3 separate regions of the Mus musculus genome follow, and all the other regions are linked to region 2. A link is a loop called in an ENCODE intact Hi-C map of the cell type or tissue named here. Cell type or tissue: left cerebral cortex. All regions are shown on one strand. Each heading gives the region's core, and the rest is flanking DNA. Links, peaks and the distances in the headings are about the cores only. Region 1 holds the start of Gm36313 (a long non-coding RNA gene). Region 2 has its middle 16 kb from the start of Gm47715. Region 3 overlaps Gm36313 (a long non-coding RNA gene).

Region 1 (10,487 bases), core at 970-8,969, 170 kb after region 2:
TTCAGTATATGAAAAAGCAGAACTCAGCAGCAAAGAGAATGTATTGGTTAAATGGGAGGTAGGAGTAATCCCTTGGGCACTTCGAAGGGAGCCATGTCACATGCTTCTGCTCCAGTTTCCTTCAACCCCTTCTTCCTTCTTCGCTCTCCTTCCTCTCTTCTTCCTCCTTCTCCCTCAAACTTTTCAGCTCCACCCTCTCTTCCACTGCCCAATCACTGGCTCTAGCCTTTATTTTTTACAAGTTAAAATGGGCAGAAGGTTCACATGAAGTCACCTGAGTACAGGGTTCACTCCTTAGTGCCAGGAAGCCCCTCTTAGGGAAGTGGAATTAGCCTCAAAATGCAAACAGCACCAGGGCAATCCACAAGAAGAATACACATTGCTTTTGTCACCTGTAGGGAAAAGGTAACATTTTGGTGGTGCCTTTTGACATTCTGGGCTTTTCTGACTTATTCCTTTAGGCTTATTTTCTTAAAAAAATAAAATAAAATAAAATCATAAGTATTCCTTTTATGTGTTAGAACAAGTGAAAGAACTCAAGTTTCATAAGCTGATGTGGAGCATCCCACATCCAGTCTCCATTAGTACTACTGTTGGCACCGTCATGTCAGCATCATTAGCATGTTAGTGCAGCCTTATTTCTGGCATCAGTACAGTGGTGTTACTTCTGGGTCTGCTAGGCTCTCCAATGCCTCATATCTAAGAAATAGAGCTCAGATCATGTGCTTCCAGGTCAGGTAAGCTTTCAATACCACATACATAAAACCTAGAGCTCAAACGGAAGTAATCTGCCCTTGCCTTGACCTTTCAATGTTTCCATCTCCCTGGCTTCCTTCGGCTTCTTTTCTCCATGTTTGGGGGCCACTGTTTTTAAATTTATAACTGAAAGGATAATAAAAAGTCAGACATTTTTGTTTTCTTTTACCAAAAGGTAAAACTTACCATATATATATTCTCCTCTTTTTCCCCCCTTCACTTTTTTCCTCTTCAAAAGGAATGGTTTCTCAGCATGCAGGGAGTTCAATTCTCAACCTGACAGAGGAGGAGGAGGGAGAATACAGGAGAGGGGAGGAGTTAAAAGAAGCATCATTATTTCATTACTTCCGTGGTTTTGAGAGGTGCTTTGTGCAGGAAACTGCAAGATATCCCAAGGTCAAGTTCTCAGCACAAGGAGATTTATTTGTTCCAGAAGGACAAAGGGCCAGAAATAAGATACAAAAACAGGAGACAGAATGAGGGGAAATAGGAAGAGAAGGGAAAGGGGGCAAAGGACAGCCTCCAGAGAGAGAGGTGGCAGACAATTTATAAAGGTAAAAGCAGAAACTCCACGTTAGGATCAGGTGTTTAATTTTAATTGGTCATGTTAATTAGAGGAGTCAAAGGGGGGGCTTTTAATTGCCAAACTCAAGTATTGGCACACTTTGATAGTTGAACCTTGAAAAGAGGAAGTGGCTGTACTGGCTAGTTTTGTGTCAACTTGACACAGCTGGAGTTATCACAGAGAAAGGAGCTTCAGTTGAGGAAATGCCTTCATGAGATCCAGCTCTAAGGCATTTTCTCAATTAGTGATCAAGGAGGAAAGGCCCCTTGTGGGTGGGACCATCTCTGGGCTGGTAGTCTTGGTTCTATAAGACAGCAGGCTGAGCAAGCCAGGTGAAGCAAGCCAGTAAAGAACATCCCTCCATGGCCTCTGCATCAGCTCCTGCTTCCTGACCTGCTTGAGTTCCAGTCCTGACTTCCTTGGTGATGAACAGCAGTATGGAAGTGTAAGCTGAATAAACCCTTTCCTCCCCAACTTGCTTCTTGGTCATGATGTTTGTGCAGGAATAGAAACCCTGACTAAGACAGTGGCCAAACAAGGGGATAGACCTTGGTAATCAGCTCAAGGAATGTAATCTAAGAGTTTTTAGCAAGGCAGAGGGAATAGGAGAGAAGGGCAAGGCCAGCCAGAGCCATGTTTGACATGTGCAGGCTAACTAGAGCCCCTGAGTCTGTCGCATTAGTATATATCAATGAAGTCATGTTGTCAAAGTATCTGAGGTGGACTAGCATTACTATCCCCACCCACACCACCACTGCTCTCTTTAGCTTCTTTCTTTCTTTCTTTCTTTCTTTCTTTCTTTCTTTCTTTCTTTCTTCCTTCCTTCCTTCCTTCCTTTCTTTCTTTCTTTCTTTCTTTCTTTTTTTCCTTTCTTTTGCCGTTTGCAATTTTTTATGAATTAATTAATATCTAGCTATATATATATATATACATACATATATATATATATTGAGCGGGTAAACCAAACAGCAGACCAGGCCAAGGTGGTTCCACGTGAGAGAGGTTTATTGTGCAGAAGTAGAGAGGCGGCGAAGCGGGTAGAAGGGCAGAGAAGAGGGAAAAGAGAGAAAGAGGGGAGAGAGGAGAAAGAGAGAAAGAGAGAGAGAGAGGAGGGGGTGATCTCCTAATTTACACAGAAAATTACGTTACACCAGTGAGGGTGGGAAGTGAGCCAAGTGGATTGTGGAATTGAGGGCCGTTGGCCTGGCAACGCAGGTCAAGGGTCACATAGTTAGGTCAGGGCTAGGAGTGTCCTGGTACTAATGACACCTAGGGTGCTGTTTTATTTTTGATGCACAGCTGCCATGCATTATCTTTAAATGCAGAGTCCCTAGAAGAGAGAAATGACTTCCTTCTTTAATTACTGTGGATGCAGACATCTGTAGGCTTTCCATGTTCTACAAAGAAAAACAAAACAAAACAAACAAACAAACAAAAGAATCCTGGGTCAAACATTTTTCCATGTTTCTTCCTGATGGCAAATCCTCATGATAAATGGTAGGGAGAGCGACTATTCCCTGGTTTCTTCAGCCACCCTCCACTTACTGTCGCTGGCTCTCTGCCAGGTTTGTGCTTCCCAACCCTGGAGAACAGTTGAGTCCCTGCCTCCTCCTAGCTGTCCTCAATTCCCTGCTGTCTTGTCCCTTGCTGTTGTGACTCCATGTATCCTTTATCCAAGACTGAGTTCTCCTGAAGTCTTCTTACCCCTATTTTCACTTTCCTGGTTCCTGATATGATAAAATCTCTGGGTCTGAGACTTCCTCTGGAGGCTTGAATTCCCAGCATGCACCTGTGGCAAGTGAACCTCAGCCATCCTCCAGATTCTCAGTCCCACTTTAGAAAGGAATTACGTTCGATGATTGGGAGAGGGTAATCCTTCTGGAATGTTCTTTGCATATAAATGCATCAGTCACCTTTTGGAAATCTCATTCATAAGTATAAACATTTTATTCATATTGTCCTCTACAGCATATCTTGCTTAACATATTTTCTCTGCTTTGTATTTTAAAATAATTGTGTCTACCTTATTCCTCTGTTACTGCTATTGTTGTTTTAATTTTTAGACTTATTTATTAATTGAAGCTGTATGACTGTTTTGCCTGTATGCATATATGTGCATCATGTATAGGTGCCCTAAGAGGTCAGAAGGGGTCATCAGAACCCCTAGAATTGGAATTAATGGGTGGTTGTGAGCCACCATGAACACACAGATCCTTTGCAAAAGCAACAAGTGATCTAAACAGCTGAGCCATCTCTCCAGACCCTTGGTTTTGATTTATAAGATGGGGTCACATGTAATCCAGGGTAACCTCAAGCTATCCATGTAGCTGAAGATGACCTTGAACTCGTGGATTCCTTGCCTTCATCTGCCAAGTGCTAGAATGCCTGATCATTTTATTCTTATTTGAGTTATAACTGATGTTATACTTGTAATGAAACATTTGGGTTTTGGTGGTGTTACCTTCATAAACTATGATGTAGTGAACACCTTTGTACTTATAATTTTGTAGAATCACACAAATATAATTGTCGATAACAGTGAAGTGGAGCTAATTTCAGGGCTAACATTACCAGTGTATTCATCACCAGAGATTTCACCAAACTGTGCTACCAAAGTGTGGCCTCAAGTTAGATCCCTGCCTAAAGGATTTGAGTGCTCTGGCTTCTCACATCTTTCTACACCCTTAACTCTCAGATCTTCCCCAACGGGTCTTATAAATCACTTCATTGTTGTTTCTACCTGTTTTATTTCCTAGCATCAGTATCCCATGGTCAACCCTGACTTCACTTAATAACAACTTACTCTCAAGGTGTCAGCTACCCACAGTAACTCACACATTTGAAAACAGTAAATGGGAAGATGACTCATGAATGACAAATAACTTATTATAGTATAGTTACTCAATTGTGTTAGGTAGTTTTAGTCTCTTGCTGTGAATAACTTAAAGAATACAATTTGTCCTTCGGGGATAGATAGATAGATAGATAGATAGATAGATAGATAGATAGATAGATAGACAGACAGACAGATAGATGTGTATATCTATACACTTTCATATTCATATGGATTATGTAGCATCCCACCATTTTCAGGTTCCACTAAGGATCGTGGACAAGGGTGCAGAGACTGTACTAGTGACTAATGAGTGACTTGAGGATGAGTAGGGTTGAATGAGATAGCTACACTAGGACCTCGGGAAATGTGTCACACTCAAGGGCAGGGACATATGGACCCTCCTCTGAATCTTCACATCTTGGCACACCATCCCGCACCTCTCCAGTCACCATTTTTACTCACACAGCTGACCTCCAGAACAGCAGCAGAGTCCCCTTCTCTTCTAGATGGAAATGAAGCAGAGACCTTGCCACTGTCACATTTCCCAAACTTAAAGAATGGGAGGGTCCCTGAACTCTCCTAAGCAACTCCCTAGGGCAAGCCCAAGGAAACACTGAAAATAGCTCCCCGAAACACGCCTCACTCAGAAACTGCAACCAAAAGCCCTCATCCTCTCTACACTCCTTTCTCCCCACCTTCCTTTCAGAGTGAGACTTTCTCCACCCTGGTCAGAGATGACAGGCATCTAATCCAGTCAAGCCATCTTGCCGTGACTAGTTTGTTGAACAAACAGGACTCGAGATGTTATCCAAATACAGCTTTGCTTTTATTTCTCTGATCCGTTATACTTCATTCTGTGTTGGGAATCTGTGCCAGGATGAAATTCTTACAGCCCCTTAGATTTGGGGCTTTCTCTTTTGAGTTACGGGTTCCCAAAGTACCTTCTGTAACACATGACTTCCTGCTCCCATCCTTAGGAATGCCTGGTCCCATGATGGTTAAATACACCCAACCTAGTGCCCAGCATGCTCCAGACCCACAGTTGAGGTGCTGCAACTGTGGGTGGAGAGTGGAGAATGAAGTGCAACCTTTCAACACTGTTATCTCCACTATATATATCCTCCACTCTTCACCCTGTTAGTTGGGAGAGACACAGGGACTGTGGCTGGGGATGCTCTTAGGTGCTGATATTGTTCAGTCTTCAAAATTCTATAGAAGAGGAGGAGGAAGGGGAGGAGGGGAGGTAGAGGAGAAAGAAAAATGGGAGGGGGAGAGAAAAGAAAAGAAGAAAAAGAACAGAAAAAAGAGGAAGATTAAAGTGTTCTTTAGATCTGGGTTCCCACAAGCCTCCCCCTTGACCTAGAATAGATGGATTTCTGATCCAAATGGTCCCCAAATATCCTTCCCAGCTCTCCCACCTTCCAGCCATAACCACCCACTGCATCCCACTGACAGTCTAGATTAGCTTCTATCCTCTGGGGAACAGTTGTGAACCTTGGGCTGTAGGCTGGTCCCCACACTCTGCCTACCCAGAGCCAGTCTGAAGTTTATCTTCCTTCAGGTCTCCCTGGTGATACTCTGGCTCCTTCTGTGCTCCTCTCTGGCTACCTCTGTGGCCTAAGCATCAGTCTCCTGTGTCCCACTGTATCCTAAGTAGTGGAATTAGAGACCCAGCCTACCCATGTGGTCCTCAGGAGGCTTCCACCACGATGAGCTTGAACTGAGGGGGGGGGGGGCAGAAAAGATTATCAAAGCTAGGTATCAGTTAAAGCAAGAATAAACGGATGATGCAGCCCAGGGTACACTGGTATTTGAAACAAATCACAAGAGCAGGAAGACAGCATGGTCTTTTGCCGCTTCTGTCCCCCCGAAGCAAGCCATAGATGAAGACTGTGACCTTCAAATGGTGATCATAAGATACTCATCTGAGAGATACCCTGCTACACACCATCAGAAAGGAAAGGAGTACTGCAGGCTCTCAAGACTCAGAGGCCAGAGAAGAATTTGAATAGGAGGGCTGAGTTCCTCCAGTTAGGACCACCAGGAAGCCTGTTGCTTTCTCCAAGCTTAATATTCATGCAAGTTCCTCCATTCCTTTGCCTCTTCATTACAAACTGGATCCTTCCTCAATAGGCTAGACCCTTCTGCTGGCACGTACTAAAAAAGACTTACTTAAAATTGTGAACCTATCTGTTGTAACCCAGAATTATCCCTTAGGAGCCTAAGAGAAACTCCTAAGGCCTCTGTATCTGGAGCTCTGGGAGGACAGAATCCTATCCTTCATACTTTCCAGCTAGCAAACACAGCTGGCTTCATCTTGTTTACAGTAACCAGCTTTGCACATCTGACTTCTCTCTCTCTCTCTCTCTCCCTCTCTCTCTCTCTCTCTCTCTCTCTCTCTCTCTCTCTTTTGTTCCCCGTATCTTGCCCCCTTTAGGATGCCCACATTAAAAATTCTTGAATTTCTGTAATGTAAGGTATTTCACAGACCATTTCCTGGTAGGTACCTTAAGTTTGACCTAAGAATGACCTAGACCTGTGTGGAATTGAAAGCCTGACAATCACAGAACCGTAGATTGAGGACAGGAAGTTACATGAGCTAAGATTAAGAGTGCAGGGAGCTGACCTCGAATTCACAACATTAAGATAGCAAAATGCAACTCTACCTAATCAAGTCAAAACATCAGCAGCATTAACTAGCCCCCAAAGACCTTGAACTTTTCACTCGCCAATCAGAAGGGCTACTTAAGGTTGCTCTCAGTATCCCTGTCCATAGACCTTCATTAAGCCTGCTCCTTTTTTGCAAAAACCCCTTGATATCGCATCAAATTCTGTGTTATGGGCAGCATGTCCTTGCTCAGAATCGCTGAGTCACATGAAACCTTTAAAATGAATCTGTGTACCCTTCTCCTGTCACATTGCATCATATCTGCTCATCCCTGAACATAGCTGGAGCGGGTATTTTGTTGTTGCTGTGACCTGAGACCTGACAAAAAAGGCAACTTAAAGAAGGCCGTATTCTGGCTTATAGCTGGAGGGACAGTTTTCTGACTGGCCAGGCTTGGTGGTGCAGGCCTCGACTTGTAACACTTTCCACATCCTATTCCCTAATGGTCCCTGAGCCTTAGATGGGTGGTATAAATGCTTCCTTTAGGGCTGAGCCCTCAGCCATCATTTATTCTTAGCCCCTTGAGCTGGACTAAATGTATTTTGCATTACGCTATGTTTAGGCATGGCCCCCATAGATTCATGTGTTTGGACAAGCCTATGGGGGCCACGGAGTGGAATGTGATGGGAGTGGCCCTGTTGGAGTGGGTGTGTCACTGTGGGTATGGGCTTTAAGACCCTCACCCTAGCTGCCTGGAAGCCAGTATTCTGTTAGCAGCCTTCAGATGAAGATGTAGAACTCTCCTGCCTGAACACTGCAAGAGCAAGAATGTTGTGCACCACAGAGCCATCTCTCCAGCCCGAGGCATAGCTTTTTAATAAAGTTTAAAGTCCCAGGCATGGGTTTCTGCTCATGGCACAGGCTCCCAATCCCATCAGAGGAGACTTAGCGACTTCCAAAATGGCCGTGCTGCTCTGTGGGCTTAACCTTGCTTTTGTGTTTTCGTTTGGCTTGTTGGGACCATGCTCGTCAGTCTTTAAAAGAATAATGCTGCATGCAAGCCATTGACCAATGCTGTACATTCATGGGAGGGGGGCCACTAGTCACATCCTCACATCAGAGGTCTTCTCCAGGCTAAAGTTTTGGTTCAGTCTGTCTCAGGTATCTCCGTGGTTTAAGCCTTGCCTTGTTCTACATCTACTGACATCCCATTATTTAAGACAAGTCTCTGGTCAAGTCTTGTATCAACAGGACAGAGGAATTTACTATGAAATTACACAGAAAAGGCTGTCTGTGGAAGTCACAAGGAAAAGAACAGTTAGAGATGAAGAACTGGGAACAGGGATACAGGCTGTCACAGGACGAGCATCCTCACTCAAACTGCTTCCCTTTAGATAGGGGCCCGATAGTCCACTATGGTAAGAAACAAACCATATAGAGTTTCCTTAGTGTAAGCATAATATTCTGAATGCACCAAGAACTTCTAACTTCTCTTTCAAAGCCTAAATTCCACACACTCAGTGTTGGAGGTGACATACATGTCCTCTTCCTTCTGTCCTGCTTCTTTCATCCGAACGCTTCACTGGACATCTCAGAGCGCTCACCCACCATACAGCCCCTCCACAGAGCGCTCACCCACGATACAGCCCCTCCACCAACCTCATCTCTTCGTTTCCATATGCCATTTAATTCAGAAGCTACCCTGCAAGTTTTACTAGAGCCTATAGGGAAGGTTCTTCCTCATTTTATTTTTATCTAAAATCTTTCTATCTGCCACTCAGAAAAAAATAATATTTTTCTATATTAAAATTCTTCTATATTTCTAACATCTCTATTATTATCAGAAAATTAGACTTTTTCATTTGGTAGATAATATATATTTTAAGTGTTTTTATAAAGTTGAACAAGAAGTAGCCCTATTGTTATAATTACATAGTAATAATAATAATAATAATAATAATAACATATTCAGTAGAATTTAGAGATCTTAGAATTTAGAGATCTCAGTCTCTAAGTCTGCTCTCCCAATCAGTTAACCAAGAAAATTTCTGAAATTATGACTTTATAGGAACTGTTACAATTGATCTATCACCACTCTTTAGTGTAATAAATGTTTTGGTTTTCATCACACAAATTATAAAGGTAGTTTCATTTCCCATTTCTATCCAGGAAGCAGATAATGTGTGCAGAGTCCTAGTGCGCTGGTGCTCTTGCAGGCTACATTACTTCTGGACAGGGTAGAAATGAAGAGCATTGTCTCTTATGCTGCCAGGGAAACCATACTTAATATACCTTCCCTATTGGGGCTTGGGTGACCTTATTTAGAGAGTATTTTGAAAATATATGGAGCTATTAATTGTCATAATACCCAGAGTCTGCTGCTGTATTTACTGTCTTTAGATCAGGAACAGAGGCTTCCTAAAGTGCACACAATCTTTCCTACAGTGTATACAACCATACTTATCATACACAGAAGCATCAAATCCAAAGCGCCCACTGGGCCCTGTGTTGAAATGCTTAGAAATAATTTGTAGTTTGATATTTAATTGAAAATACTAAAACCAGCTTTATCCAGCTTTCTTTTTTTATATTCATGTATTTCATATGTTTTGCCTGCCTGTATGCATGTGTATATATATATATATATATATATATATATATATATATATATATATATATATATGCCATGTGTGTGACTGGTGCCCTCAGAGACAAGAGATGGAGTCTCATCCCCTGTATCTCTAGAATAGAATTACAGAGGGTTGTGAGCCATTGTATGGGCCCTGGGAAATCCTCTGCAAGAGTAACAAGTGATCTTGACTTCTGAGCCACCTTTCCAGACAAATCTCAGCCAGTTTAAAGCAGAGCCAGAACTCAGTAGCTACCCGGAGGGCCCAGATGATTAGGCTGGAAAGCCAAGAAAAAGAAGAGGGCTCCATTACATTGCCAGCTACTCTTGTACCTATACCAAGACCCTATACCACTATCAGTGGTATATCAGACTTAACCAAGCTACATACGTAGGTAGGGGTGGTGTGATTACAGGTCTATGTGGGTATGTGTGTATGCACATAAAGAGGCATATGTATGTATATGCATTTGCATGAGGAGGTCTGTTGATGTCAGATGCCTTCCTCAATAACTGTGCATTATATGAGAAAATCCACAGTGGACCTGGGTCTCACTGATTAATCAGACTGGCTTGTCAGTGAACTACAAAGACCTACTTATCTCTGTGCCCTGCCCCAACACTGGGGTCACAGGGAAATGCACCCAGAGACCTAATCTCAAGTTTTCAAGTCTTCGTGGCAGGAACTTTATCAGTTGAGCCATACTCCCTACCCCACCGCTGCTTTTCTGAGCCATATCCTCATCAAAATGGCCTGGCTCAATTCAGGGTCCCTCCCTCTTTCTTGGAGATCCCAGATCCTAAATCTGAATCTCAGTGCACCAATGAGATGCTCAACTCCAAAATTCTTCCTGGGGTATCTCCCCTGGGCAAGCGGAGCTTAAAAGGCAGGAGCTTAATAAACATAGGAAAGGTGTTCTAAAGATACTAAGCTGTCCCTAGCTGTGACAAATGTCCAACCAAGTCAGCAAAAGATCTCAGTACAAGCCTTTCCCTGAGGGTACCCCCCAAACACAGGCTGGTGAGAACAGCTTCCAAGTTTGTCCTCCCGGATCTCAAGGATATACTTAGTCTCTCCCCACTGCTGCATATT
Region 2 (10,487 bases), core at 902-8,901:
CATGTACATGTGGAGGCTGGACAACCTCAGATGGTCTTCTCCCATTGGCTATAACTTACTGGCTCCTCTTTTCTCTCTTGTCTCTGTCTCTCTCTGTCTCTGTCTGTCTGTCTGTCTGTCTCCTCAGCACTGGGAACACCACTGTTTTCCACCCACTACCCTTACATGTCTATAAAATAAGTACTTAATTGGATGAACCGTCGGATGTCCCCAAGAATATCTTTCCAAATTTGGATTTGATAAGTTATTATTAAATAAGTCACCATAGGAACTTAAATAGGATTTAAAAAATTATTTTTAACTGTGTATAGGTGTGTATGTCTACATGTGGGTGTGTATATGTGAGTGTAGGTGTCTGAGTGGGACAGAGGTGTCAGATCCTCCGGAGCTAGAGGTCCAGATGGGTGCTGGGAACTGAACTCAGGTCCTCTAGAGGACTGGCAAGGGCTCTTAAACACTGAACCATCTCTCCACTTCCCAGAAAAAAAATAATGGTCTTCTAGCATTCTTTTAATTCTTAAAAATTTTAAAATTGTGTGTGTGTGCACACGTGTGTGCATTAGTACATATACATGCCATAGATAAGTAGAGTATATGTGGAGGTCATGCCATAGATATGTGGAATATATGTGGAGGTTAGGAGGCAGCTAATGGGAGCCAGGGCACATGGATCCCAGGAATCAAACTCACATCATCAGGCCTAATGGTGTGTATTTTTACCTACTGGCTTATCTGGGTAGCCATAATATTTCATATTTTTAACAGGATGCTATAGATCTTGATGCCAGGACTCTAAGCGAGGATGTGGGTGTTATCCTACCTTTACATGCCACAGCTGTGATTTAGCAATAAGCAATCTCATTCTTCAGTTTTCTATTGTCTGAGCTCTCTGTTTCCTTTCAAGGGCAAACTGTCTTGTCTTTCGCTGATCCCATTTCTTTCTTACAACAACACACTCATTGCTTCAAATATTCGGCCTTGACCTTCTTATGATTCCAGATGTTCCTTTGGCATATTTTCTGTCTTCCAGAATACACTGTCTTCTAGAAAATGTATTTTTAATTTCAACTTTACTTAATTGTTAGCATGTGTGGATTGTGTACATGAGTGCTTCTAGGCACACATGTGACTTTATCCAACATCCAGTTCCACTGTCTGAATGAGTCTGCTGTTGTTATGTTATAAACTCAAGATTTGAACAGCTTGCAGTAAACATTTCTTTTCATCTTCACAGGTCTATATGTAGCAGGGCTTAGTTGATTTACAATTGGCTTGACTTTGCTAAGTAAAATCTATTTCTGGTCTGATTCAATTTTTTTTTACACATATTTTCTTCTCCCATCCTTTATGAAGGAGTTCCAGACACCTGCAATATGCTCCTCTTGTGAAAATTAAAAAGCTAGTTGAAAGCTTTTATTATCATGTGTGTTGACATTTCAATGACCACATAATATTATAAGGTCCACTCAAATGTCAATCAATCACAGCAGTCTAATCCACCCACTATGGCAACAGATGCAGGTGTATTTCCACAGCAACAATGTAGTACAGGGTAGGAAACCTAGGCATAGTTATCTAATCCACATTCTCTAAATAAAAGAAACAATTCAAATGGAAAGATGCTAAACTATTAGCAACAAAATCAGAAATGAGGGCAGAAGTAACCACTGACAGTACTAACCGAGAACATTGCATCATAAAGAGTGGAAACATTAGTCAATGTGACACAGGAAAATAGCTTTGTCAGGCTCCTTGAGTAGAAAGAACTCAAAATGGTGGCAAAATGAGCTAAATTAGACTTGGTCATAGTCAGTGACAAAGCAGGCCACATTAGCATGGGAATCTTTGAAACTAGAGTCCTACTTACTGATTATTAAAGTAATTTAGATACTAACCATCCTCCTTTCCCAGATTTAAAATTTCTTAAATTCCCATGGTCACTTTGTGGAGTAGTGAGCAGAAAGGCACCCCTGTGAATTCTGAGGCCTCTAAGCAGCTGTCATGCTGTCAAATTACAAGGCAAAAGGCTCTCCTATCTGTGTCCTGTTTCTGAGATGTGTAAGGTGTTGACCTGAGTCTTTCAGACTCAAGCTCGGGAAATGAGGTGTAGGAAAGGAAGCTAAATCTGGAGATGTCGCCATCCTGGGACAGTATTTGCCGTCCTGGGATAGTTTCGCCGTCCTGGGACAGTATTCTGCTGCAGCAGACCACCTTGAGTTTCTTCTCCAAAGCTGTTTGTTTTGTTCTGAGATAACACAAGTAACTTCGCCTGAAAGAAACTGAAGAGACAAGCACATTGATCAGACTACGTCACACCGGGGACTCGTTTACATCAGTTATCTGCAACTCCAGGGCTCTCTGGGTTTGAAAGGCCATTGAGACAAAGTGAAAGGAACACAGGAGCCACACTGTTGTACATCGTTATTATGTCTCTGTACTTTACAATAAGTTTCTCTTTCCTAAGCACAATGTATCCTGCAAATTGTGTTTTTCAGCTTATGCGGAACCTGTAACCCCACGATGTATGGGGTTACAAATTATACACATTTTATATATGTAACACCACACCTTTGCCTTACTAAACTCCTGAACACCTGTGATGATTCCCCATCCACAGGACGTATTCTCATGCTTGTCTACCTGACAATCAGCCTTGAGCTCTTAGTCTTCCACTCTTCTGTCTAAGTGCTAATAACCAACTATCTCAACAGCCATTTTCTATTAGCCCTAACTCACAAAAAGCCAGTAAGGGGATGCTCTTTGAAACCCCGACAAAGGGAGAAGCAGTCATTCTAGCCAGTCCCTTGTGCACTTCTAAATATAGCTTGCTTTGATCGGCCAGTCATGGAAATGGCTTTTCTCATATCTAACAGTGAGGCTATGCAGATGAACTCCTTTTAGAACAGTATTTGCAGGGTTAGGGTTTGATGCCTGGATGGTGTTTGTCAGCTCTGTAGAAATCTGCTGGGACAGACAAAAACTAGGGACAGAGGTAAAATTAAGGAGCTTAGGCGGAATCTTTATTTGCTACTTCAGGTCTGTCTTTCCCCCTCCCCCCAGCATATCTGGAAGACAAAATGTGGGGAGATGTTTTGTGTACTCTGTATTCTGTACCCAGAGATTTGATTGTGGCTCAGACTTCTTTTTTACTGTCGTTATTATGAAGCAGCTCCTAATTCGGTATTTTGTAAAACATTGTTCTCCATCACCTGATTGGTCAAATAAAGAATTGAACAGCCTATAACTGTGCAGGAGAGCAGAAGATGAGACATTCATACCCAGAGAAAAGGAGAGGGTCTCAGGTGGAAACCATAGAAATCTCAATCAGGGAGTCACCATTGGATATGAATGAAGGAGGTGCCTGGCACAACTACAATGGCGGGTAATGGGCCATGTGGCTGGAAAACTGGCCAGGCCAATATCGCGAGCTTAGATAAGCTTGGAATCTGCCCAGCTATAAAGCCTCCATCTTGTTAATAAATATAAAGCTCTCCATGTCATTATTTCAGAGCAAGTCGGGCATAGAAAAACCCCTGTTTTTCAACAAAGAGAATACAAACCCAACTGGAGGCAAAGAGGTCCAGTTGACCTGTGGCAGATAGATGCAAGCTGCAACTCCCTGGAGCTCACATGACACCTTTAGAGTTGATGCAAGATAAAGGTTTTAGAACCATGAGCTTACTATTGTCTATAATCTGCATTGAAATTCTCATTGTAGAAAAATCAGTTAAGTGTCCCTGACATCTTAGGCAGACACATGCCTTTGGATCATAGCAGCAAGGAAGCCTGGGCAGTTACTAACATGATGCACACATGAACATCCATCAGTAGTAAGAGAGATTTCCTGGAGGAAAGAGAACCAAGGGGAAAAGAACCCAAAAGATGGTTCTGGAAGAAACTCATGAACACTCTTCCCTCTGCCCAAGGACTAGATAGATAGAGATTGGACAGAAATGCTTTCAGCACAAGAAGCGCTTTTAAGTCTACCTTTAGAAAGCAACCAAGAACTGCAATTTTTTGAGCCTGTGACTATGATAATTTTTAAAGGAAGTTTAGTAGCCAATGCTTTATCAAAGCCAGACTAAAAGCTTAACAGAACTCCTTTGATTAATACCTACAAACTCTGAACTTTTGCAGTCTTACCATTATGTATGTCTGTCTCATTTTTTTCACATATGTTAAATCACTCCCTCAGAACCTCACAATTCACACACCTTAAATCACTTCCTCAGACCTTTAATTTTTTTACTTTTCCTTTTTTCTGGAAATATTCAGTCATTTACCACGAGACACAGAGACACAGGTGCTTGATTACTGAGAGCAGCCATCAGAAAGCTTTTTTTCCCCATTTTTTTTTAAAATAAAGAAATAGTAAAGGCAGGTTTTAAAATAACAATACTACTGTAGTCTGAGTTTCTTCTTTCATTGAACCTAGTTATGTAAGTTTACTGAGTTACCTCCATCTTCAGGAAGCCTGTCTGAAAGGTAGACCTGTCTGTGGGTTTGTCTTTCTCAGTGGGAGACTGAGTAGCTCTAAGAACAGTGAAGTGCACAGTACCTCAGATTAGAAGCCTTTAGAGGGCACTATGGATTTTGATTTGTACCCACAGGTAAGTAGATGTCAATGGGTAGCCATATGTCCTTTTGCCAGAGTCAAGGGAAGATAATGGAAGTGAATCCTTTTGACGTACAGAAACCTGTCTCACAGGATTCGGAGAAATGCTATTTATAGGTTTTTATCTCACTACCAGAAATCTTTCTACAGCACCAGTCTGAACAGAGCCTAGACTAATTTCTGGATATATGCACTGCCTTCCAGAATTTGGGGACCTAACAAATACACTTTTTAAATTTTAATCCTTCTTTTCATTTTTAATTTTCATTAATTAATTAATTTTTTAAACAAGCTCTTGAAAGAAAATTAAATTCAAGGTCCATGACTCATGCGGCTTGCTAGTTAGGAGGGCTTTTTGGGCCAAAGGCAAAGAACAAAGGCTGTTGCTGTTAAGTCATTCCAGGAACTGGCTAGCCATAAAGATAGGAGAAGACCTGCAAAGACATCCAGACAATCACAGCAGGGATGTCCGGACTACCGGACTATCTCAGCTGAGTCATAAGCCCCTGCCCCTCAGAATTGCTGTTACCTTACTCTGCACGTACAGTTTGCTGATGTTTAAACTGTCCAATTGTGTGAACCCACACCAATTCTTCCCCTACCCCCACTCTTTTCCTATATAAACCCCTAACTTTTGAGCCTCGTGGTCGACTCCTCTGTCTCCTGTGTGAGATACGTGTTGGCCTGGAGCTCCGTCATTAAACTACCTCATGTGTTTGCATCAAGGCGGTCTCTCGTGATTCCCTGGGTGTGCATGCCATCTCGGGACTTGTGAGTGGAGGTCTCCCCACTGAGGTCTTTTACTCTCTTACTGAGATCTGAGGCCAACCAACTGGGCTAGACTCTAATTAGCAAGCCCCAGGGCTGGCCACCATTCCCAGATATTTTAGGCAAGTGATCGGGATTAAGACTTGTGTAGCTAAACACTTTGCTAACTGAGTTTATGTACATACCCCCCCCCCCCCACACACACACTGTTTCTTGAAGATATCTTGGATGACTAAGTGATTGAGCTGGGCAGTAATGAGATTCTAGGCGTTAGAAGGCACTAACGAATTTGATGTTTCTCATACGGGCACACCTAGATGCCTTTGCACTAAAGCAATGCTTCTTACTCATTTGAATGAATCATCACTGCAGTGCCTCTGCCCTTCCCACTTGTTTTTGTTCATTTCTAGAGTCTGAAAACTAGGGTGGGAAACAGCTAGGAGTTCTCCTACCAGCAGCAGCACTAGCTTGTGAACAACAATGACTTGCTCCAGCCACATAGGCAAGCCTCCACCTCCATGACTCCCCGAATTGTTGGCAGCAGGCACAGCCAGTCTGACTCACAGTTTTCTTCATTCAGTTCCCCTTCACATTGTTGAAACCTAGAAACCTGTCTCGTTCTTTTCAAGCAAGTAGGTGCTATATTTAGAGGGCATTTGAGAATAGACATCATCATTGTAAATCACGAGTGTAGTTTGCCTCTGGTGTCTCCTTAACGGCAGTAGGGCTATTTTTGAGACCTGCACAAGGGATTTTGACATTGCATGAGAACACAGTAAGTGGAAGGAAATGTAAAAGATAGGACAAGCCGGTAACTGCATAGGGCCGATCATAAAAATCTCTCCAGAGACCCATGCTGCAGGACCTGGCTGAGTAGGAGGAAAAGCAGCCAAGTTCTGGATGCTGCAATTCTGTGGTACTATCTCACCTTTATTCACAGCAAACATCACAGCCTAATCAGTACACTTCACTGAAACCAAACAAGACTATTCCTCAGCATATGTCGTCTCCATTTCACTACAATAGAAGGCACACCAAACTTTAAAATGCTTTAAATTAAATGTGCAAGTCCTTTCAGTATCTTTAAAGGTAAGTGTCGACTTGTGGGGGGTTGATTAGGAATGGCTCCCATAGGCTCCCATATTGAATTCTTGGTTATTAGGGAGTGGAGCTACTTGATGGGAGCTTGGAGGCATGACCTCACTGGTGGAAGTGTGTCACTGGGGGGTGGGGTGGCATTTTAAATGCTCAAACCAGGCCCAGTGTCTCTCTTTTCTTGCTTCCTGTGGATCCAGATGTAGAACTATCAGCTACCTTTCCAGTCTGCCTGCATGCCGCCATGCTTCCCACCATGACTTTAGTGGACTAAACCTCTGAAACTGTAAACACACTCCAGTTAAATGTTTTCTCAGGAGTATAATATAGCTGAATTGTATTGTAGACATACACACACACACACACACACACACACACACACACAAACATGCACACACACACCATAAATATACATGTATATAAGTTTTTGATGATCCCCAGATTGATTTTCATAATTCTTAAATTATTTTACAGTGCCATCAGCAGTATAGAAGTGATCCCTTTTGTCTATATCTTTTCTGGGTTTGTTATTTATTTTCTCTATGACGTTATGAGGGTGTTTTTATTTCTGTGAAGTCTAAGCACTCCCCATTCAAAAGATTTAGAAGTGAACAGAGCCATGTCTATATGAAGCCAAATATTAACCACAGTACTGATATTTGTTTTACTACTCTGTGTTTTTTAAATTATGTACTTGTTATGTTTCTAAGGTATTGATTGAACTAGAAAAGCCTTTTCATTCTAATTTAAATTTTTAAATTGATTTAGACATGTAATTTTTCTCTATGGTTTTAGAGCTTTATTGTATAAAGACACAGAGAAAGAGAGAAGGTAGAAAGAGAGAGGCTGAGTCATCTATAGGATGGAACACAGGACCCTCAGTGGAGGAGCTAGAGAAAGTACTCAAGGAACTGAAGGGGTCTGCAACCCTATAGGTGGAACAAAAATATGAACTAACCAGTACCCCCCAGAGCTCGTGTCTCTAGCTGCATATGTAGCAGAAGATGGCCTAGTCGGCCATCATTGGGAAGAGAGGCCCCTAGGTCTTGCAAACTTTATGCCCCCGTACAGGGGAATGCCAGGGCCAAGAAGTAGGAGTGGGTGGGTAGGGTAGCGGACGGGGGGGGGTGGTGGGGAGGGAATAAGGAACTTTTGGGAAAGCATTTGAAATGTAAATAAAGAAAATATCTATTAAAAAATAAAATAAAAGAAAAAAGAAAGAAAGAAAGAGAGAGAGAGAGAGAGAGAGAGAGAGAGACCGGCCATGGCCACGTGGAGAGAGTGGGGAAGGGAAAGAGAGAAGGAGGGCTAGAGACGAGGGTAAGAAAGGTAAAAGCTTAAAGAGTAGACATGTAATTTTAAAGTCAAAATTTAAGTTTACACTTCCAGTATAGTTAACAATATTTGTTTTTCTAATTTAAGTACTTATATTTCAAAGTACCAAGTTTTCTTAGTTAAGCCATAAACTTTGATACATTTTTAAAATAAATTCCATATGTATGTATATAAATGTATACATATAAAATTTATAAAATGTATAACATTTATAAATGAATAGAAAGTGTTTTATGACATTCCACTGTGTTCTCAAATGAGCCCAAACACCAGCTAAATCTATTGTATTTCCTAATCTAAATTCCTTACAGAGGAATTTCCTCTTGCCCTAATTTACTATGAGCTATTCTTATGCTTTCTATCATGGGATTTGACTTTTGACTAAGTTCTCTTTAAGAGAGCTATGATTGGTCACAGCCAGGGGCATGGAAAACTCTCTCACTCTCTCTCTCTCTCTCTCTCTCTCTCTCTCTCTCTCTCTCTCTCTCTCTCTGTGTGTGTGTGTGTGTGTGTGTGTGTGTGTGTGTGATTCTCCCTGAAGAAAGGTGAACAGAGGCTGCTAATTCTCAGCAGCAGAACCAAGCTCAGTGACTCCCAGGCAGAAGAGCATTGGCCTGAAAGACTCCCCTCGCTGTCAGCGCAGGGCAGTGAGTCCAATGCCCACACATCTATGCTTTCCTGCATTGAGTGTCTTGCTTCCCCAGGTCTATGTACAAAGTAGCCCTGGAAGGGATGCTTCCATAAGAGAAGATAAGCAAAGAAGGGACTGAAAACCTAGAGATGGGACAGGAAATAAAGATCTGTTGTTAGAATCAGAGTGTGGACAGTGATGCCTGCTGTGAGGAAAAGTCTGGACTCACTCATTATCACTCCCTAATCTATTTCCACTTTTTTCTTTTTAAGTTGTTTCTCTTCTTAAAATATAATTACATCATTCCCCACTTCTGTTTCCTCTTTGCAATTCCTCCTACATTGCCTTCTCTATCCATGCTCTTTTTTCTGTTATTCTCTCTCTCTCTCTCTCTCTCTCTCTCTCTCTCTCTCTCTCTCTCTCTGTCCCCCCTCCTTCTCTGTCTCCCTCTTCCTATCCCTCTCACTCTCACACACTCACAAACACACACACATGATTGGCTTATGGTTTGTAAACCATTTAGTTGATTCTGAGAGGTTGGAAAGGAAATAGAGAAAGACTATCTTCTTAAAACTTTCAATTTGGAAAAATATGTTTGTCTTCTTTAGGGTTTTCATTGCTGTGAAGAGATATCATGATTATGGCAACTCTTATAAAAGGAAACATTTAATTGGCTTACAGCTTCAGAGGTTTAGTTCATTGCCATCATGATGAGAAGCATAGCATCTTTCAGGCCGACATGGTGCTGAAGAAAGATGAGTTGAACATCTTGATCTGAGACAGAAGAAGGGGATTGTGTGCCACACTGAGTGTAGCTTGAGCATCCTCAGAGCCCACCTCCAACAAGGCCATACCTCCTAATAGTGCCACTCTCTATGGGCCAAGTATTCAAAAACATGAGTCTTTGGGGACCATGCCTATTCAAACCACCACAATGTCATATACCTGAACAGAGCCATTTACATATGAACAGTGTGTGTGTGTGTGTGTGTGTGTGTGTGTGTGTGTGTGATAGCAGTAAGGCTGACACAGAAAAGGGTTAATGTCTAGACATACATAGCTTGTACTTTAAAAAGTATGGAGTATGAAGAGAAGCTGAAATATAAAGGAGGAAATAATTGTGGGTGGTATTATATACACATCCCATAACTAAATCAGAATTTAAATTATACTACACAATAAAAACTAAAGTAGAACTAGATGAAGATTCATGGGACATGCAGAATAGATTATACCCAAATGCAGAGAGATGAACAAGAGACAGAATGGATCTCCATCATTCAGGATGATGGAATTTTATGTAAATGAGTTCCAGCTCCCAGCACACGGACACTCTGATGAATGCCGACCACTGTTACACTTTGAGGATTCCTTCTGCTTGTTAAGTGCTGTCATTTCTACAGAGCCTACCATCGGGTCTCCTTGATCCTCCGTACACTTTCAGCCTGCTGGAATCTTCAGGTGTGTTAACTAGGGAATGACAATACAGCAAGCAATATGATTTCTCTTTAATGCCTTCATTTTGCTCAGGCTCTATGATAAGCATTCCCCTTTATCTTCACAGCCGGGGAAGGAAGCCTTATTTGGCTTCTTTGTATAAAGGAGGAAACAGAGAAATTTGTTCCTGTTGCTTTAAGTTCCTGTCAAATATCGTAACGGACTCCTCTACGCTGGCTAGCTCTTTATATCTTTGCTTCACTCTGTTTTTCCACAATCTAGCTCCTCTTTATTTAAAAGTGCTGACCATAGCCTCTGTTGGCATTGGTTTTGGTTTTTCTCTTCTTCTTGGGTACCATGTTTCCTTGAGACTCTTTGTTTCCTGGACGTCCAGGATGATGCCCTGTCTCATCACTTCCCCGATACTACCGTCTCAGGTCTTTTATTGAATCTAGCTCATTCTTCCCATATGCTTCTATAAATGTGCATATGTTCTGTTGTGGGCACCATCCAGATCTCTGCTATTTAAATGTTGGTTCTTTCTTTTTCCACAAACCGACTCATTTTTTCTCTGTACTTTTGTATTCACTATTTAGGTCATGGTGT
Region 3 (10,487 bases), core at 1,105-9,104, 160 kb after region 2:
AGAACAAAAAGAAGCAAATATACCCAAAAGGAGTAGGGAGCCGGAGAAAATCAAACTCAGGGCTGAAATCAACCAAATAGAAACAAAAAGAAGTATACAAAGAATCAACAAAACCAAGAGCTGATTCTTTGAGAAAATCTACAAGATAGATAAACCCTTAGCCAGACTAACCAGAGACAGTATCCAAATTAATAAAATCAGAAATGAAAAGGGAGAGGTAACAACAGAAACTGTGGAAATTCAAAAAATCATCAGATCCTACTACAAAAGTTTATACTCAACTTAATTGGAAAATCTGGTGAAATGGACAGTTTTCTAGACATATGCAAGTTGCCAAAGTTAAAACAGGATCAGATATACTATTTAAACTGTCCCATGACTCTGAAAGAAATAGAAGCAGTCATTAATAGTCTCCAAACCAAAAAAAAAAAAAAAGCCCAGGATCAGATGGGTTTAGAGAATTCTATCAGGCCTTTAAAGAAGACCAATACTCTTCAAACTATTCAACAAAATAAAAACAAAAGGTATATTACCCAATTCATTCTATAAAGCCACAATTATACTTATACCTAAACCACACAAAAGCCAAATGAAGAAAGAGAACTTCAGACCAATCTCCCTTATGAACATTGATACAAAAATACTCAATGAAATTCTTGCCAACCGAATCCAAGAACACTTCAAAAATGATTATTCACCACAATCAAGTAGGCTTCATTCCAGTGATGCAGGGATGGTTTAATATACGGAAATACATCAATGTAATCCACTACATAAACAAACTCAAAGGGAAAAAAAAAACCTCATGATCATTTCATTAGATGCTGAAAAGGCACTTGCCAAAATTCAGCATCCCTTCATGTTAAAAGTCTTGAAAAGATCAGGAATTCAAGGCCCATACCAAAAGCAATATACAGCAAACCAGTAGCCAACATCAAACTAAATGGAGAGAAACTTGAGGCAATCCCACTAAAACTAGGGACTAAACAAGGCTGCCCACTTGCTCCCTATCTATTCAATATAGTACTTGAAGTCCTAGCTATAGCAATCAGACAACAAAAGGAGGTCAAAGGGATATAAATTGGAAAGGAAGAAGTCAAAATATCACAAATTGCAGATGATATGATCGTATACTTAAGTGACCCCAAAAATTCCACCAGAGAACTCCTAAAGCAGATAAACAACTTCAACAAAGCAGCTGGATATAAAATTAACTCAAACAATTCAGTGGCCTTCCTCTACACAAAGGATAAACAGGCTGAGAAAGAAATTAGGGAAATGGCACCCTTCACAATAGCCACAAATAATAATTATGTTCCTTAGTGTGACTCTAACCAAGCAAGTGAAAGATCTGTATGACAAGAACTTCAAGTCTCTGAAGAAAGAAATCAGAGATCTCAGAAGATGGAAAGATCTTCCATGCTCATGGATTGGCAGAATTAATAGAGTAAAAATGACCATTTTGCTAAAAGCAATTTACAGATTCAATGCAATTCTCATCAAAATTACAACTCAATTCTTCTTAGAGTTAGAAAGAGCAATTTGGAAATTCATTTCGAATAATAAAAAACCCAGGGAAAACTATTCTCAACAATAAAAGAACCTCTGGTGGAATCACCATCCCTGACCTCAAGCTGTACTACAGAGCAATAGTGATAAAAAAAAAAAAAAACAAATACTGCATGGTACTGGTACAACGATGGACAGGAAGATCAATGGAATAGAATTGAAGACCCAGAACTTAACCCACACACATATGGTCACAAACGAGCTAAACCCATCCAGTGGAAAAAAGACAGCATTTTTAACAAATGGTGCAGGTTCAACTGGAGGTCAGCATGTAGAAGAATGTGAACTGATCCATTCTTATCTCCTTGTACAAAGCTCAAGTCCAAGCGGATCAAGGGCCTCCATATAAAACCAGATACACTAAAACTTATAGAGGAGAAAGTGTGGAAGAACCTCAAACGTATGGACACAGGGGAAATTTTCCTGAACAGAACACCAATGGCTTGTGCTGTAAGATCAAGAATCGACAAATGGGACTTCATAAAATTGCAAAGCTTCTCTAAGGCAAAGGATACGGTCAGTAAGACAAAAAGGCAACCAACAGATTGGGGAAAGATCTTTACCAATCCTATACCTGATAGAGGGCTAATATTCAATATATACAAAACAGAAAACAAAAACAAACAAACAAACAACTCAAGAAGTTAGAGTCTAGAGAACCTCAACTGAGGAATATTGAATGGCCGAGAAGCAACTAAAGAAATGTTCAACATCCTTAGTCATCAGGGAAATGCAAATCAAAACAACCCTGAGATTCTACCTCACACCAGTGAGAATGACTAAAATCAAAACCTCAGGTGACAGCAGATGCTGGTGAGGATGTGGAGAAAGAAGAAACTCCTATTGCTGGTGGGAATGCAAGCTGGTACAATCCTCTGGCTCCAGCTGCATATGTAGGAGAGGATGGACTTATCAGGCATCAATGGAAGGAGAGGTCCTTGCTCCTATGAAGGCTCAATAGATGACCCAGTGTAGGGGAACTGAGGGCAGGGAGGTGGGAGAGGGTGGGTGGGTGGAGGAACACCTCATAGAAACAGGGGAAGGGAGGATGTGATAGGGTGTTTCCTGGAGGGAGGGATACCGGGGATAACATTTGAAATGTAAATAAAGAAAATATCCAATAATAATAATAAAAAGAACATGTATCAAGAGTTTAATTTAGCTGATTAATTAATGATATAATAGTAAGATGCTTAAAGTGGTCCAAAGAGCATTTGAGAAGCTAGGCATTAACAGATAATTTAGTAAATCAATGTTAGGATGCAATTACTGGGAGAGGAGCAAAATTGGTTAATGTCCAAAACAGCAGTGGACCACATCTTTTCAAATTATCAATATAGAAACACACACACACTCTCTTGCATGCATACACGCACTCATGCACTCATGCATGCACGCATGCACACCCAGTCCTTTACTAACTCTCTACATAATAAGTATTTTCAGTGTCTTGACACAAATCTGAAGTGGAAACTTAAGGGTTCTTTGGAAAGTCCGTTGTATTGGATGGTGTTTTGCTAGGGAAAACACATTAAGGAGTGTTTTCTTGAAATGGACATAGGTGAAAGGCTAAGACCATGTGATAAGGGATTCTTTGCTAACAACATGCATGTATTGGTCTGGCTTACATTGCATAGTTGAGCTGCATTTGTCAGTACTCCATAGAGAGAAACACCAAAAAACTTCTGGTGGTGTTCTGCGGTTTCTTACCCATTCTGCAGACTCGGGCTAATTGGCAGAGTGATGTCAGCTGAAACAGATGACTGTGTTGAGGCAAGACCCATGGAGTGATGTTTGGAGGGTGCAAAAAGGACTCCACAGATAGTGAATGAGACTGAGCTAGGCTTGCTTATATAGAGAGAGCTAGCTGTGCAATGCTTGTTGGTCTCATATGTCTTCGCTGATCTTCACTTGCTGAGAGAGGCACAAGGGAGAACTTCTCCTGTCATTCCTCCTGGTCCCTTTTGCTGACTCAAGCTGAGGCTGAGGCCTAGCTATCTGTGCTAGGTCGTGCCACTGTTGCAGGGTCGTCTTTGCTCTCCCACCTCTACTGAACTGGACCACTGGTGTTAGCGGTGAAATGTTTGTGTGTCGTGGATCAAGCTGTTGCTACTAATCTGTGAATTGGAACTGAACTGCCAATTTCCAAAGTTATACAAATCTCTCCATCAACTTTTCTGCACCAACCGAGTTCTAAAATTTTCGAGGTCACAGAAAAATTGATGTTGCAATGTCTTTGAAAGATGCCTGTCTCTTTTACCCATTTCTAAGATTGATATTTGTTCCAATGATGAATTAACATGAACTTAAGACAGTGTCTACAGCAATCACTGTTGATCATCACCAATACCACCTTGCTGTATCTTGAGATCTTTAATTATTAATTAAAAGCCATTTGCTCATTGAAGGAATGGAGACAAAATGAGGGAGGGAGAAGTTGACCACTTTCCTGTTTGTGTTAGTTTTTTGCTTTCTTTTTGAGACATGGTCTCATGCAGCCTAGCTTGGCTACCAAATTACTATGTAACAAAGAGTGAACTCTTGAGCCCCCTGCCTCCCCTCCTGATTGCTGAGATTACTTCTATGCATTTGCCACTGTACCCAGTTTTGTGGTGCTAGGACCAAACCGAGGGCTTCATGCCTCACAAAGTTCTACCAGTTGAGCCATGACCCTAGCCATTTTCTAATTCAGTCACATGTGTTATTGGACGTTGAGAAAAGAAATCACAGACCAGAGGCCTTTCTTGCAGAGGGCAGAGAAATATTTTTGAAGAAATGCTTCCCTTCTCTTTGATTCTGGAACATTATGGGCTTGGAGGTGGGAGTCAATAACTTCCGGGGACAACATTTGAAAGATCTTCAGCACTTGAGCCAAGATTGGGGCCAGTGCACTGGTGAGCTGGAGGCGGTGGGAGCAGGGGAGGGGAAGACTGGGAGCCGGGCCAGAGGCAAGCATGTGAGAAGACAGTGGAGGGAGGGTTGGGCCTGAGACCTGCAGGGTGAGCAGAGCGGGTGGAGGGGGGTGGGGGAGGGGCGGGTCGTGGGCGGGGCCTGAGGCGAGCTGCTGAGCCTGAGGCAGTGAAATTGGGGGAGCCTCTTAGCCTTTTGTGAGCCGCAGAACAAAATGTATTTGAAAGGAGCTCAAAGGGGACTGCTGAGTAAGTTTTTCCAGAGCAGAAGCTAAATGGAAATTAATTGTATGAGGCTCATTATTACGCACTTAGCACGTCCCTTTCACGTCCTTTCTTTAACGTTTTGTCCAATTATGTTGTTTAATAAATTTACAGCATATTACAACAATTCTCATGGCTTCTCTTGCAACCTTCAATCCCCCCAACTCCGTTTCCTCAAAAGGTCTTAGATTCTGCAGCTCTGGTTATTTTGCTACAATAATGTCAAGAACCCTTGTGGGTTGGCAAATCTCCTTTGTGTTTCAAGGTCTTTCCAAGGGATTATGAGCTTAAAATCTGTGTTTTCCAATTTTCATTATCAACATCAGTTGCAAGAAATAATCCTCAAGGAAGGTTGGCTAGAAGTTAACAGGCTACTTACCCCAACTGTTCTTTCCACACACTTTAGCAAAATAAACCACTAGGAATCTAATTAGAGTTTTGGACCTCCTCCCTAGACGACAATGCACATTTGTTCCCATGTGCATCGTGTGGTCTAGTGCTCACTGAGACACAAAGTTGCATCGGTAGGTTGACTGAAGTTATATAAAGAGCTGCTGTTTGGGTCTTGTTTGCTTAACCTTTTACTACAGAGAATTTCAAATACACCTAAGAATAAACAGAAGGTTCGGACAAGCTTCCATATGCAGAGAATCCAACCCCCTCTGCCACTGGTGTCCTGTCAGTTCTGTGTTCTTTCTAGCCCTATTGAGTCTGTGCTCAAACCAAGTTCAATAAATAATCATGAATCTGATACACATGAGATGTGTACATTTACATATGTGTATGTTTATATCAGACCTGTGTGTATACAAATATATTCATATATACAGGCATATGTTATTAGACAGCTAGGCAGCTTTCACCAAATGTTACATAAGAATTATAACACTGGGGCTGGAGAGATGGCTCAGTGGTTAAGAGCACTGGTTGCTCTTTCAAAGGTCCTGAATTCAATTCCCAGCAATCAAATGGTGGCTCACAACCATCTGCAATGTGATCTGACTAACACCCTCTTCTGGTGTGTCTGAAGACAACTACAGTGTACTCATATACATAAAATAAATCAATAAAAAATAGTACACAAAGCTTTAAAAAAAAGAATTATAACATTGTAATCCCTTGATAGTCAAAGTAGCCCTAGAAAAACCCTTTTATTTTCTATCTCTTCTACATTTGTTGATGATATTGCACACTCCAGACCATTCCACCCCTCCCAGGTTCTCTACTGGGGCCACCTACATGTCTAACCTACTTCTTTGGGACTATTCTATGAACTATTTGATCTTTACTAGTGAAGCTTCCTAAGGATAGTTTAAGTAACAGTTACAATTATTGCATTTCTTTGTCTTTATCTACTTACATGCATTTCTGGCACACTAGTTAATTTGGGACTGGACTCTGTCCAGCTCCAACATGGTCAGCAGGGCTCTGGCAGGCCTAGCCCTTCACCCCGTTCCCTCTGCCTTGCTACAAATTGTTAGATGACTTTCCTAAAGCTCTCTCCCAAGGTCTATTCTCTTATTTGGCCACTTCCTCCTCCAGAGGCTGACTACCAAGGTCCAGCCATCAAAGTCTTAAAGTTCAGCCCTCTTTGGCTCATCTAAATAGCATGCACAATGAAACACCTCATCCCGACATGAGATTTCCCCCTTTACCAGGCCATCTTTGTCCTCCTTTGGGACAAATACCCCTTCCTCCTATCCCTTGGTCCCTTTGCCTTATCCCTCATCCTCTATCTCTGTCCTTGCCTCTTATCCCTACCCTTTTGTCCTTGTTGAGCAAAGAAATCTCCTTTGTGGTTAGAACTTGGTCTTGGGGGGTCCTGGGCTGATACCAATCCCTTCCAATTAACATACGCCCTGTTACTTCACTGAGCTGTTGAGCTAATTCCTGGACTTGCCTCTTGTGTCTTCTGGGTCATCTCTGAACAACTGTGTGGCGGGGTATGATGAGGTCATTCAAACATGCTGCTTCTTCCTTCCTCTCCTGTCTTCCCACAGCTCAGCCTCACCGCTCACATCATCAAGCAGAAATTTCAAAGTGCTCTTTTTTTTTTCCATTAGATATTTTATTTACATTTCAAATGTTGTCCCCTTTCCTGGTTTCTCCTCTGAAACCCTCCTATCCCCTACCCCTACCCCCTGCTCACCAACCCACCCACTCTTGCTCCCCTGCCCTGGCATTCCCCTACACTGGGGCATTGAGCCTTCACAGGGCCGAGGGCCTCTCCTCCCACTGATGTGCAACAAGGCCGTCCTCTGCTACACATGTTGGTGGAGCTCTTAAAGGCGCTCCATACAGGGAAGATTGAGCTAAGGCCTGCAGGTTATCCTCTGACCTCCACGTGTGCACACTGCCGCAAGCACATGCACACAAACCCAGGCACTAAATAAATGAATATTTTAAAACTAAAAAAAAAAATCCTCTGTGTTTTGCTTCTGAATGTTTATATTTACATTTTAACACAAATGTCCATGTCTCATGGTTCAGGCCTCTAAACGCAGCTAGTCAAATGTCTAAAGCCTGGGGATTATAGGTTTTGCCTAGACTACAGAAGGAGCTCAAAGAAAGCCGTGGTAACATAGCAAGATCCTACATTAACATTAAAATGGGGGTGGGTGCCGCTATAGCCATGACAGAGCACTGGCCTAGAATGTGGGAGACTTCTGGTTCTATCGCCCAGTGCACGAATGAATGGATGGACGGATAGATAAAATTTTTCAGAATTCTCTCTCTCTCCTGTCTTTAACTTCTCCATTCTGCTTCTTTTCCTATTAAGAACAGAAATAAAGAAAAGACAACCAATTTCATTTCCACCTTAGTTTTAGCTGAAACTGCCATGAAAAGGAAGGTTTAAACAATAAACATTTCTCACGGCTCTGGCAATCGAGTTCAGGATGCCAGCAGACTCGAGCGCTTAGAGGACCTTTACTCCCATGTTTGCAAAAGAAGAAGAAACTGTATTTCGTGGTCAAATGGCTCAGGCAGAAGGATTGCTGTGGTTTACGATCAGCTTGGACTCCATAGTGAGTTCCAGTCTGGCTTGGGCTACACAGCAAGACCTTGTCTCAAAACAGAGGTTGGGGGAGACTCTGGGAGCTATTGTGTGAAGAAAGGGTTCATACTACCTTACTCTCATACTCTCCAGAGATTCTGTCTGTTGGCATCAGGACCTCAGAAACCAGTGACATCACATAGGCAACTGTGCGACCTACATACTTGTTGCCAAGATAACGGCTACCATATTCCCAGAATCCATTGGACTCACCTCCCATCTTTACCTGTGACCACGTCACCATCCATATATATAAGAGGAATTCTCTCTCTCTCTCTCTCTCTCTCTCTCCCTCTCCCTCTCCCTCTCCCTCTCCCTCTCCCTCTCTCTCTCTTTTCCCCCTTCTCTTTCTGCCACCACCTTCCTTGCCCCTCTCTCTCCCAATAAACCTCTTAACATGTAGAACTGCTTTGGCCTGGTTTGTTGTGTTCAGACGTGAGCCGCTATTCTAACACATCACTGCCTCCTTTATCATCACACTGGGGCTATCCAGTGTGTAAAAGTACACATTTTGGTACCTGACTCCCCTTTCCTTTCCATAATCAAAGGCCTCAAGATGACAAACAATTCTCACCACATCTGTCACCTCATCTCCAGGATAATCATCCATCAATTCCCAAAGGGACATCCACAATGCTGCCGGACCTCAGCAGGTCTCAGACCATGCCTGCTTGTGCTTCAGGCTGTGAGGTCCTATAGTATAACTACTCCCCTCTCTGTATACACTGCTCTCTTTCAGTTTTGCCAGTTCTAGACTTTAGACTGTCATTCTTTCTTGGCCTGTGCCCACTTCTAAAGGACTTATCACTAATTGTTATAATTTATTAACTCTTCTGTCTAATCTCCATGTTAGGGCTTAGCACAGTAGAGGGATTCAATGTATATTTGTTGAATAGATATGGTAAGGTATAATGCTTTAAGTAGCAGTCATCTATCCTTGGGTCTCCTTGCCCACAGTTCCTCTATCCCTGCAAAACCACTAGTGTTATTACACATAAAATCTGAACAAAAACAACCTCTGAGCAGTTCAAAATATAATGGTTCCTATATATAGCAGAACAAGGCTCAAAATCCCAGAGCTAAGAAATTTCTACACGCCAGCCGGTAAACATTTTAAAATATGTTTACCATTCTTAACTACCAGAGAAATGCAAATTAAAACTACCCTGAGATTCTATCTCACCGTCAGAATGGCTGCCAGGACGAAAGCCAATGTGAGGAGAGAGGAACGCGTATTAACCTTTGCTGAGAAGAAATGTGGTGCAGCCGTTGAAGGTGCAAGAATACGGAGATTAGAGGATTCTCAAAATGTAAAAATAGAAGTGCTAGATAAGCCACCCAGACTACTCCTAGACACACACACTCAAGGAGCTCTATATCTTAGTCCAGAGAGACATGTGTATCCATGGTTTCTGCTGCTCCATTCACAATAGTAAGATGTAGTAGGAAACTATAAAATCCCAGCCCAGAGTTTCTACCCCACCTTGGGTTATTGAGTTCCTGGAAGAAAGACACACTCACAGCCTTTATTTTCACAATACGCTTTGAGTAGCACAATAGCTGGGCAGCTGTCTACCCTCCATGCTTTTAGAATCTACTCTCCTCAAGATAACCTTGAATTGTTACTTACTATGTTGCATCTGGGCTGCTTTAGCTGCAGTTGAGCAGCCCACATGGCCACGTTTTTATTGCTCAGCTATCTCATGGCTGCTTCTCCTTCTCCTCTCCACAGAACCAGCCCGCACATCCCTCGGCAGAGGAATAGATAAGGAGAATGTGGTACAGGGCACAATATTATTTGGCTGTAAAAAGTATATGAAATTTGCAAGGAAAGTGGAGGAATCGGGAAATAATCATTCCGAATTAGGTAAGCAGGCTCAGAAAGACAAATGCTGCCCATCCCCTCTCACGTGCGGGTCCTAGCTTCTAATTTGTATGCGGCAGTGAGTGTACGTCAGAAAACCACAAACAAGCCTATCAGAGGAGGCTGGACGAGAGAAGGCTGAGAAGGCTGTACATGGGATACGAAAGTGGGAAACAGAAAGCTGGGAGGAGAGAGAGAGAGGTGGAGATGGTACTGCAGTGGGATGGGGGAGAGGTGGGGGGGGGGTGTCAGCCAACAAAGGAGGATGTAAAACAGAGTCATATGAAACCTGGCACTGAGATCCTACGTGCCACCAAATACATCTCACGTCACAAACTACTTTGGCTAATGGCCGAGAATATTGACAAGAATTGTTAACGGGGTGGCAGCCGCTTTAATAAACACTGGTTTGCCGAACTGAAGCTGGAAAGCAGCTGCCCACAAAGGGCTGGTTCCAACATGACCAGATCGACTGACTGCGAGGTGAAGCGGAGCGCTGGGGCCTGATCGCAATACTGATCTCACATTCGCAGTCACTGTCTGTTCCCCCGGCTGCTTTGCTTCGGTGCAGAAATGGGAGTTCCGAATGTGGAGTCTGCCAGGTGCCATCTATAAAGAGAAACCCAGACAAGAGGTCTAAATTGGGCTCTGCAGTACTGTTTGCTGGAAATCTGTATCTCAAGATCTTGCTTTTAAGCTAAGCAGCAGAGTTCTGTCTCAGATCTGTGGCTTTAATTCTGATTTTCTGCTTTCATTATTGTCTGTCCAAATGCTGTTAAACGTAACGCCGCATTTCTCATCCACTCATTCATTCTTCCACCCATTT

What was found. A loop is a pair of places that touch in the nucleus more often than their neighbours do. Peaks named below come from ENCODE experiments on the same cell type or tissue, not always from the same donor. Only the 100,000 strongest peaks of a DNase experiment are listed, where the experiment ranks them.
Region 1: it touches region 2 in a loop (2.5-fold over the local background); 3 of 42 quality-filtered maps call a loop at or near these places.
Region 3: it touches region 2 in a loop (2.0-fold over the local background); 3 of 42 quality-filtered maps call a loop at or near these places.

Annotation. Positions count from the first base shown.
Region 1 is chr10:25,151,891-25,162,377 of GRCm38, forward strand. It overlaps Gm36313 (a long non-coding RNA gene), which reads right to left and starts at 2,250. Exons shown (of 4, transcript XR_380207.3): 1 at 1-2,250. In left cerebral cortex, for the core only: no CTCF peak of the experiment used is centred there; a DNase peak (open chromatin) is centred at 5,621.
Region 2 is chr10:24,979,138-24,989,624 of GRCm38, forward strand. No RefSeq gene overlaps it. Among named protein-coding and RNA genes, the nearest start is that of Gm47715, 16 kb to the right of the region's middle. In left cerebral cortex, for the core only: no CTCF peak of the experiment used is centred there; DNase peaks (open chromatin) are centred at 5,383, 5,893 and 8,650; H3K27ac peaks cover 965 bases.
Region 3 is chr10:25,135,829-25,146,315 of GRCm38, forward strand. Gm36313 (a long non-coding RNA gene) reads right to left here. Exons shown (of 4, transcript XR_380207.3): 3 at 9,428-10,270. Among named protein-coding and RNA genes, the nearest start is that of Gm36313, 13 kb to the right of the region's middle. In left cerebral cortex, for the core only: no CTCF peak of the experiment used is centred there; DNase peaks (open chromatin) are centred at 4,514 and 9,014; H3K27ac peaks cover 1,248 bases.